Linked DNA regions of Homo sapiens: region 2 is linked to region 1. A link is a contact called in ENCODE Hi-C or POLR2A ChIA-PET data. All regions are on one chromosome and are shown on one strand. Each heading gives the region's core, a stretch centred on a gene start or an enhancer-like site at or near the end of the contact. The rest is flanking DNA. Distances are from core to core; before and after follow the strand shown.

Region 1 (4,423 bases), core at 1,132-3,631:
CAAGGTCCTACCCATAAAGGACAAGGTCCAAACACCTCACAATGGTCCCTAAAGACCCTTAGACTGCAAATGACTTCATCTCCTGCCAAACATGGTATCCCTCACTGTTACTCTAACATGCCAACCTTCTTTCATGTATCTTTGTCTTTGCTCCTGTAGGTCCTTCTGCACAGCAACTTCTGGTCAAATGCCTCCATGGTACTCAGTAATTAACCACAGATCTACTCTAGCACTCTACATTCATTCACAGCCCAGGGAAACCATCAATTCCAGTGTGAAGACTTCCCCCACCTCCCAGGCATTTGTCATTCATTTCTTTCTCCGTACATTTCTTTTTTTTTTTTTTTTTCCACATTCCTTTTAAAGCATTTATCACACACCAGTTTGCTTGAGTTCAAGTTTATCCTAGTTCTCTGGGGATAGTTTGAACACTTATTCATCTTTATGTCACCTATACCCAGCATAGCACTGGACTTCAGAACAGTGGAAAGAATATAGCCTGGCTGTCTAATTGAGGAGCTTTGGTTGAGCATCTCAATCCAAGTCTCAAACTCGGATATGCTTTAACTCTGAGTTGGCCCGCATGCTCTGAGTTAAAATTTGAACTGATTCAATTTTTTTAAATGGGAAAATCCACATAAAGTGTGGATTTCTGACAACTCTTGCCCAAAATTCTGGCAACACTAGATCTTTATTTTCATATGGCAGCCATCAGCTGGAGCTGATTAGATGGCATCTACTCTCCATTTGGCCCATTTCACACTTCTGTTGTCCCTAGCACAAAGACCTGGTGTTGGTTGCTATTTCATCATTCTTTTTCTTAAAGTAAAATTCAAAGTTAAAACTTTCTTACATTGGGTTGTTTCACCTAATCCCTGAAGGCATTTGAGTTTTCAACTCCTGTCTTAACCTCTAAGCCTGACTTCTCATCTGTCAAATCTTCTCATCTGTCAAATGCAAAAAAATAACATTTATCTATAATTCTGAAAAAAAAGCCCTGCAGGGTAAAGCATGCATAGAGAACACTGCCTGGCACATGGAAAGTGTTTGAAAACGGTTAATATAAGGAGCTCAAAAACCATTTACAAAATGAATGAATAGACCAGGCATAGTGGCTCATGCCTGTAATCCTAACACTTTGAGACGCCGAAAGATCGCTTAGTCCAGGAGTCTGGGAACAGCCTAGCCAACATAACAAGACCCAGTCTGTACAAAATCAAATAATTAGCCAGGCATGGTGGCGTGCACCTCCAGTTCCAACTACTTGAGAGGCTGAGGTGGGAGGATCGCTTGAGCCCAGCAGTTGAAGGCTCAGTGAGCTGATTGTGCCACTGCACTCCAGCCTGGGGGACAGAGTGAGACCCTGTTTCAACAAATATATAAGAACTAAAAACTGAATGAATGAATGAACGAACATTCCAACGACCATGTGACTGTTTTGTAAAGAGGAGACTGATGAAGGAAATTATCGCCAAGGTGTTTTTATCCGTTTATGAAAGCCATACTTTGTATTTGGGTTGCTGCAGCTGCTCAAAACAATGGGAGAAACTGCAGTTATAAATTCCAGAAAAGCCTGTGAATGGAGTGAAAGTGGAGTGGGTGGTCAAAAACCAATGGCCGTGGAGGCTTAGCTCTCTTCACAAGGCACACAGCAGGTGCTCAATGAGTGCCTGTTGAATGAATGGCCACGCAGCCCAATGCGTGCCTATGCACCCCTCCTCCTCCAGGCAGCCCTCCGGAGGTCCAGCCTCCTCCCCACCCTCTTGGCCCGCCCCGCCCCGCCCGCCCTTACAGGATGTCTTCGCGGATGGAGGTGCCATGGTTGAGGTTGTGGAAGCGGACGGAGACGCAGTCCCTGAGAATGAAGGAGCACCTGTTCTCCCTTTTGTAGGCGCTGAAGCACTCCTTGAAGTCCTCATAGGTCTTGAAGCAGCTGCCCAGCTCCATGGCCGCCCCCACAACCCACACTAGGGGCTGGTCCCAGCCCGGGCCCAAGATCACACCAGGGGTCAAAGGTCACACTATGAGGGTTTATAGGCAGGCGTGGGCCCAGAATGCCTTAAGGGTCCGCCCCAACTGGGTGGCCTATTCTGGAACTCAGGGAGGAACCCTAGGCCTGACCGGGTTACAAGAGGAAGGGGGTGTATTTGCTATCTGACAGGGGAAATGACACTCAGTCCATATTATCCAGTCCCGAGGTTCCGCCTCCTCAGCGACATATCCAGTCACACACAGGATTCGCAGATTGGCATTCATTTTCTCCAATTGCTAGAGAAAGAGGGCCACAGCCACCAGCGGACTGACAGGAGTCCTGACCAATCATAACCTAGATTCCTCCTTCCCGGGGTCTGCAGGAGACTTCCGGTTACTAGGGCAATCTGCCGGAAGAGTCAGGTTCTGTGTATGTCTCCGCGTCTTCCGCGGAGCGGGTGTGCAGGGCCTGCAGCATTGAACTAGATGTCGTCCCCGCAGGCCCCAGAAGATGGGCAGGGCTGTGGCGACCGCGGCGATCCCCCTGGGGACCTCCGTAGCGTCTTGGTCACGACCGTGCTCAACCTCGAGCCGCTGGACGAGGATCTCTTCAGGTAGCCGGCAGCTCCTGCCCAGCATCCCCTCCTTTAGGGCAGAAACTTGATCTTGACTGCCGCCGCCCGGGGCCCCTGGCTCCGGGACTAGTATGGCTCTGCGTGGGATGCACCCTCTGCCACGATTAGGAGAGAACTCGCCCCCAACAGAGCTGTCCTCTCTGCTCTGGCTTCCTCCCTTCCTCTCCGCGCTGCGAGGTCTGCACAGCTGAGCAAATATAGTGGTGACCTGAGAGACCCTGCTCGGCAGCCTGCCCTAAGCCTTCACGGGGGAGCTAGCCCAGAGAGGGCAGTGATTTGCCCAAGGGCACACAGCTGATGGATCAGCCTTAAAACCGACGCCGCAGCTCCTTGTGTCTTCAGTATCCTTTTCTTCTCACAATATCCCGCCCCCAGTACCATTTGGTGGGTCTGGTTTCTCATTACTTATTCTGAGGCCTAAGCATGTTTTTTTCTTTCCCAGCATCGCTGAAGTTCTTGACTGCAGCAAGGGTTTCTTTCTTTCTTTGAGGCGGAGTCTTGCTCTGTTGCCCAGGCTGGAGTGCAGTGGTGCGATCTCGGCTCAGTGCAACCTCCGCCTCCCGGGTTCAAGCATTTCTCCTGCCTCAGCCTCCTGATTAGCTGGGACATACAGGCGCGCCACAGCCCAGCTAATTTTTTAACTTCTTTTAGTAGAGACGGGGTTTCACCGTGTTGGCCAGGCTGGTCTCGAACTCCTGACCTTGTAATCTGCCCACCTCTGCCAAAGTGCTAGGATTACAGGCATGAGCCACCGCGCCCAGCCCCCTGCAGCAAGGCTTCTAACAGCTTTGACCTCCAAGGCTTCTCCTGGCTTTACTGGAAGTTATCTTACTTTGAGCTCCCTTCCTTCCACTTAAGGAATTGTAAATAACTTCTTGGAGGGCTATTTGATTTTTGTTTTTGAAGACAAGATCTGGCCCTGTTGTCCAGGCTGGAGTGCAGTGGCACGAACATGGCTCACTGCAACCTCGACCTCCTGGGCCCAAGTGACCCTTCTGCCTCAGTCTCCCGTTTAGCTGGGACCATAAGCGCTTGCCACCACATCCAGCTAACTTTTTTATTTTTAGTAGACATGAGGCCCCACTTTGGAGCCCAGGCTGGTTTTGAACTCATGGGCTCAGGCGATCCTCCCACCTCGGCTTCCCAAAGTGCTGGGATTGATTACAGGCGAGAGCCACCTGCCAGGTCATGGAGGGCTGTTCATAACTCATTGTTACAGAAAATGCCAAACAGCTGGGACGTGGGAGGCTAGAGACATAATTATTCAGCTTCCAATGGGCCTACATTCTGGGCAAGCATTTTCATCTCTGGGGCCAAGCTGCAGTTTTCTCATCTGTACACTGAAGGAGTTAGACTTGATGTCTGAGGGCTCTTGTTATTTATTCATTTATACATTTATTTAATTTTATTTTTTGAGATGGAGTCTTGCTCTGTCACCCAGGCTGGAGTGCAGTGGTGCGATCTTGGCTCACCTCAACCTCTGCCTCCTGGGTTCAAGTGATTCTCCTGCCTCAGCCTCCTGAGTAGCTGGGATTACAGGTGCATGCCACCACGTCCAGCTAATTTTTGTATTTTTAGTAGAGATGGAGTTTCACCATGTTGGCCAGGCTGCTCTTGAACTCCTGATCTCAAATGATCCACCTGCCTCGGCCTCCCAAAGTGCTGGGATTACAGATGTAAGCCACTGCGCCCGGCCCAGAGGATTTTTATGCATAAGGATATTTGCCTGGGGAAAGGACCTATGGCTTTTACCATATTCTCAAAAGGATCTTAAACCCCAATATGGTGAAGAGATCATGCATTAGAGTCTTAGTGAG
Region 2 (4,423 bases), core at 1,430-3,929, 150 kb before region 1:
AAGTCCGCAACGGATGGTGGTGATTGGTTTTAATTACTAAGGCCAAGACCCAAGATTCAGGGCCAGGTATGGTGGCTCATTCCTGTAATCTTAGCACTTTGGGAGGCCGAGGTGGGAGGATTGCTTGAGCCCAGAAAGAAGGTCAAGGATACAGTGAGCCATGATTATGTCACTGCACTCCAGCCTGGGCAACAGAGCGAGACCCTGCCAAAAGACCATGATTCTAACTTGGAATCACCAAACCAGGTTATTGGGCTCTAAGCTGCAGTGTAACCTGGAGTAAATGCCTTCCCCTTTGTCAGCTTAGGATTCTTCAACTGCAAATTGGGGCAGGATATGGGGGAAAATAATCTATAGGAGCCCTTTCAGTTCTCCAGCCCTGCTCCATGCAGCCAAATCTCCAGCCCCAATTATCACACTTATGCCAAGCCTCCCTCCCAAGCCTCCCACACCAGCAGCCTCCCTCACTCCTTTCTTCCTAGCCAGCCGGCATCGGGCAGGGTCTATATTCACCTTCTTCAAAGCCCTATTTGGGAAAAACCTGCTAACAACTCAAAAAGTTGTATTTATTTATTTTATTTTATTTTTGGGGGGTGTAGTATCACTCTGTCACCCAGGCTGGAGTGCAGTGGCGTGATCTCGGCTCACTGCAACATCTGCCTCCCGGGTTCAAGCAATTCTCCTGCCTCAGCCTCCCGAGTAGCTGGTATTATAGGCGTGCGCCACCACGCCTGGCTAAATTTTTTGTATTTTTAGTAGAGATGGGGTTTCACTACGTTGACCAGGCTGGTTTCGAACTTCTGACTCAAGTGATCTGCCCACCTGGCCTCCCAAAGTGCTAGGATTACGGGCATGAGCCATGGCGCCCGGCCCAATAAGCTGTATTTAAAGGGCCTACTATGTGCCAGGCATTTTATATGCTTATCTAATAAATGAGACTGTGAGATGGAGATAATTAACTTCCTTTACAGAAAAGTTGAAGTTCTAAAGTTCACTAACCAATGAACATCTGCTTTGCAGTCACGAAGTCCTGGATTTCCATCCCGGCTCTGCCATTTTCCAGCTATGTGACCTTGGGCAAGTCACTTTACCTCTGAACCATAATAATAATAATGCATTTTTTGAGATTTACTGTGTCAAGCACCGTAATAAGTTCTCTATAAGCCTCTCGTTTCATCCTCACCACCTGTAAGGTAAGTTTAATGAGTATCCCTCCTGTTTTCAGAGGGGGAAACTAAGGCTCAGAGAGTTAAGGAATTTGCCTGTGATCACAGAGCGAGTTAATCCACAGAACTAGTGTTCAAGCCCAGAACTGCCTGGCTCTGAAGCTTTTCATCTTTATTACCATTTACAGGGAACTGTGATGACCCAGGTATAGAAGTGGGTAGGTGGATGCGGTGACAGGGGCAGCACATAAAACCTGGATGCTTCTCCTCTGGTCCCCTGCTACCCACTGAAGGTAAGAGAGGAGGCCCAGGCATTTAGGGAATCAGAGGCTAGGACAGGGGACCCAGGAGGAACTAGATTCTAGACTCGGGAATGTGAGGTCATAGAGTAATATGAGTTTAGAGGAACAGATCTTCCAATCTGGAGGATCTTCATCTGGGTGGCAGACACGGGCTTTTAGGAAAATCCGTTAACTACCCCCCACTTGCCATCAATGGTACCAAACATGACATACAATACATATCTATGTATGTATGTCACATAGCTCAAACTTAGCACTATTGGCACTTGGGGCTGTCGTGTGCATTGTAGGATGTTTAGCAGCGTCCCTGACCCCTACCCACTGGATGCCAGTAGCACCTCCCCCTGCCAGTTGTGACAACCAGAAATGTTACCAAACATTGCCAAATGTACCCTGGGTGAGTGGGAGGGGCAGACTCACCCCCAGCTACTGGTATATGTTGATTTTTCTATGTAAAGGGTCTAAAACTTTTATCAGATACTCAAACCATTGTTGATGATCTTCAGACCTTTTAAAGACCATTTACTCAACACATTCTAGTTGAGTTTTTCTAGGCCAATCATTATGCTAAGAATTGGGAATACAAGTAGTGACCAAGATAGCCTTTGTCTCATTGTTCATGGATCTGAGAGTTCAGCATGGGGAGAAATTGAATGAATAATTAATTACCAGAGAATCAGGCATCAAGAAAGGAAAGTGGATTTATGTATTCCAATTACCCTCATCATGCAATGAGGAAACTGAGGCTCAGAGTGGTCACAGAGCAAGAGCCTGCACTCTGGAGCCAGGCTGCCTAAGTTCAAATCTCAGCTCTGCCACTGACTTGCTGTGTGACAAGGGCAACTGACACAACATTTCAGTGCCTCAGTTTCCCCATCTGTAAAATTGGAGTAATAATAGTGCTTCCTTCATGGGGTGGTTGTAAGGCTCAAAGTGTTAGCAAATATAAAGTGCCTGGCACATGATAATAAGTGTTCACTGCTATGCTAATTAGGACCACCTTCAGGACAGCCGCTGTTTTTTACCAAATGGGAGCAGGGAGAGAGCAGCCAGGAAACCCAGATCTTGATTCCTGGAGTCAATCCAAATAAGAATCCTCCTTTTTTTAACATCCCCCCCAACTCCCATCAACTTCCTCCTTTACCTCCTGGCTCCCCAACCCCCATCAAGGGGAACTTGGACAGAGCTTGGCTTTCAACACTGCAGTGGCAGGAAGTGGTTCTGGTTACCACATCCCCTTCCCCACTTCCCCCAGCCTCTCTTTTTAATACCACAATAGAGTTTAGCCAAGACCCTGGGAGTGCAGGCAGAGAACAGCATATACCCTCACGTAGAGTCATAGCTTAGACTCTAAGCCCCTCACTGAGGTAGCTCCATCAGGATGGGGAGGGTGCTGACCCTGGAGTCCTGAATCACTAGCTGGATGACACAGCCCTGCAGGCCATTATTAATAACAGGCCCCCAGATCAGGGTCAGCCTCACGAGATGAGGAATCTGTCCCGCTATCTAGGATGGGGGAACTCCAAGCCTCTTTCTCCCAAACCTGCCAGAGAGGGGAGGGGCAGCCAGGCCAGAGAGGCTCTGGCAGGATGTGGAGGAGACACTGAAATCTGAGATGAAGTAGAAAGGTGTGTATCCTGCAAGACATTGCCTCAGGGGAGAGCATCACTCAAGTACCCCACCCCCAACCCACAAACACACCTGCCATCCCTAGCTTCAGGGGAATGGCAATTCCCACACTGACTCTTAGAGTCCCTATTAACACCAAGTCACACCTCCCACTTATCTGTACTGAGCACCGTCAGTAAGGAAGCCATAGGGCATAAATTTTGGAATCAGACCTCCTGGGTTCATATTCTACTACCTATCATTTATGGGCTGTGGGACTTTAGGCAAATCACTTTACCTCTCTGTGCCTCCCTTTTCTCATTTGTAAAGTGGGGAAAGAAGCAGACCTCATTTGGAGGTGTTGTAGTGGGGATTAAATGTGATTATACATGGCAAATTCTCAGCACAGTGCCTGGCTCTTAGCAGGTACACACACACACACACACACAGTTTAGCTATTATGATTCTATTACTCTAATGCTCTCATCTCAACTTTGCAAATTAACGTTCATACCCATGGCTCAGAGAAGTGCTTTAAGTTGCTCACGGTCACACAGCTGGTGAGTGACCAGCTGCCTAGGCCTTCTGACTCCCAATCCCGTGCTAAGATCAGGTCACTGGCTCTCGCAAAAAGGAAGTCCATGGGGGCAGCAGTCTAGGGGCAGGGAGGGGTGATTGCCCAGAAGCCAGGCTGGAGGAGTTATGTTTAGGAACCAACAGAGGGAACAGATGTGAGTTATTTGGCTGAAATCTGTAGGAAAGAAAAGTTGGAGATAAAAAAGGAAAATAAGAGTGAGGTAGCTGGTAGGGCAGAGAACAGTCAAGTGGAGGTTTTTTTGTTTTTTGGGGTTTTTTTTTTGAGTCAGGGTCTCACTCTGTCACCCAGGCTGGAGTGCAATGATGTGATCTAGGCTCACTGCAGCCTCCGCCTCTGGGTTCAAGCCATCCTTCGACCTCAGCCTTCTGAGTATCTGGGACTACAGGTGTGCTCCATCAAGCTCAGCTAATTTTTGTTTTTTTGTAGAGACAGGGTTTCGCCACGTTGCCCAGGCTAGTCTTAAACTCCTGGCCTCAAGCAGTCCACCCGCCTCGGCCTCCCGAAGTGCTGAGATTACATGCGTAAGCCACCGTGCCCAGCCTCAAGTGGAGTTTTATTTAAGGTGAGAAGTTCTTGTCTACAAGAAGGGATGGTGCTGTGCAGGGAGAGATGTGAAAATGGAGGTGAAAGAGAATGGGCCTGGGACCGGTTCCTTTGACACTGGGTTGCCCACTGGCAGGTAAGAATATGCTTGGGGTCCCAGCAAAGCAGGCGCAGTCCCAAAATACACATTTAAAATATTGATTTTG

The links. Hi-C counts contacts between places; a loop is a spot of excess contacts on that map. ChIA-PET counts read pairs that join two places held with the same protein, here RNA polymerase II (POLR2A). Pooled maps may share reads with other maps.
Region 2: a loop to region 1 is called in a pooled map, with 2.4 times the contacts of the local background. The contact joins the enhancer-like site here to the promoter of ACOT8 in region 1. A Hi-C loop is called at or near these places in 4 of 50 pooled maps. POLR2A ChIA-PET finds 5 or more read pairs at or near these places in 2 of 52 experiments (OCI-LY7 and activated naive CD4-positive, alpha-beta T cell).

The regions. Positions count from the first base shown.
Region 1 is chr20:45,855,350-45,859,772 of GRCh38, reverse strand. ACOT8 (acyl-CoA thioesterase 8) reads left to right here and starts at 2,381. Exons shown (of 6, transcript NM_005469.4): 1 at 2,381-2,585. The coding sequence starts at 2,458. ZSWIM3 (zinc finger SWIM-type containing 3) reads right to left here and starts at 2,159. Exons shown (of 2, transcript NM_080752.4): 1 at 1,793-2,159. The coding sequence starts at 1,947.
Region 2 is chr20:46,003,632-46,008,054 of GRCh38, reverse strand. No RefSeq gene overlaps it. Among named protein-coding and RNA genes, the nearest start is that of MMP9, 3.1 kb to the left of the region's middle. RefSeq lists enhancers at 2,740-3,391, 3,392-4,043. Within about 2 kb of position 2,679, at least 4 of the 41 ENCODE cell types and tissues checked have a DNase peak (open chromatin) inside an H3K27ac peak, as active enhancers do.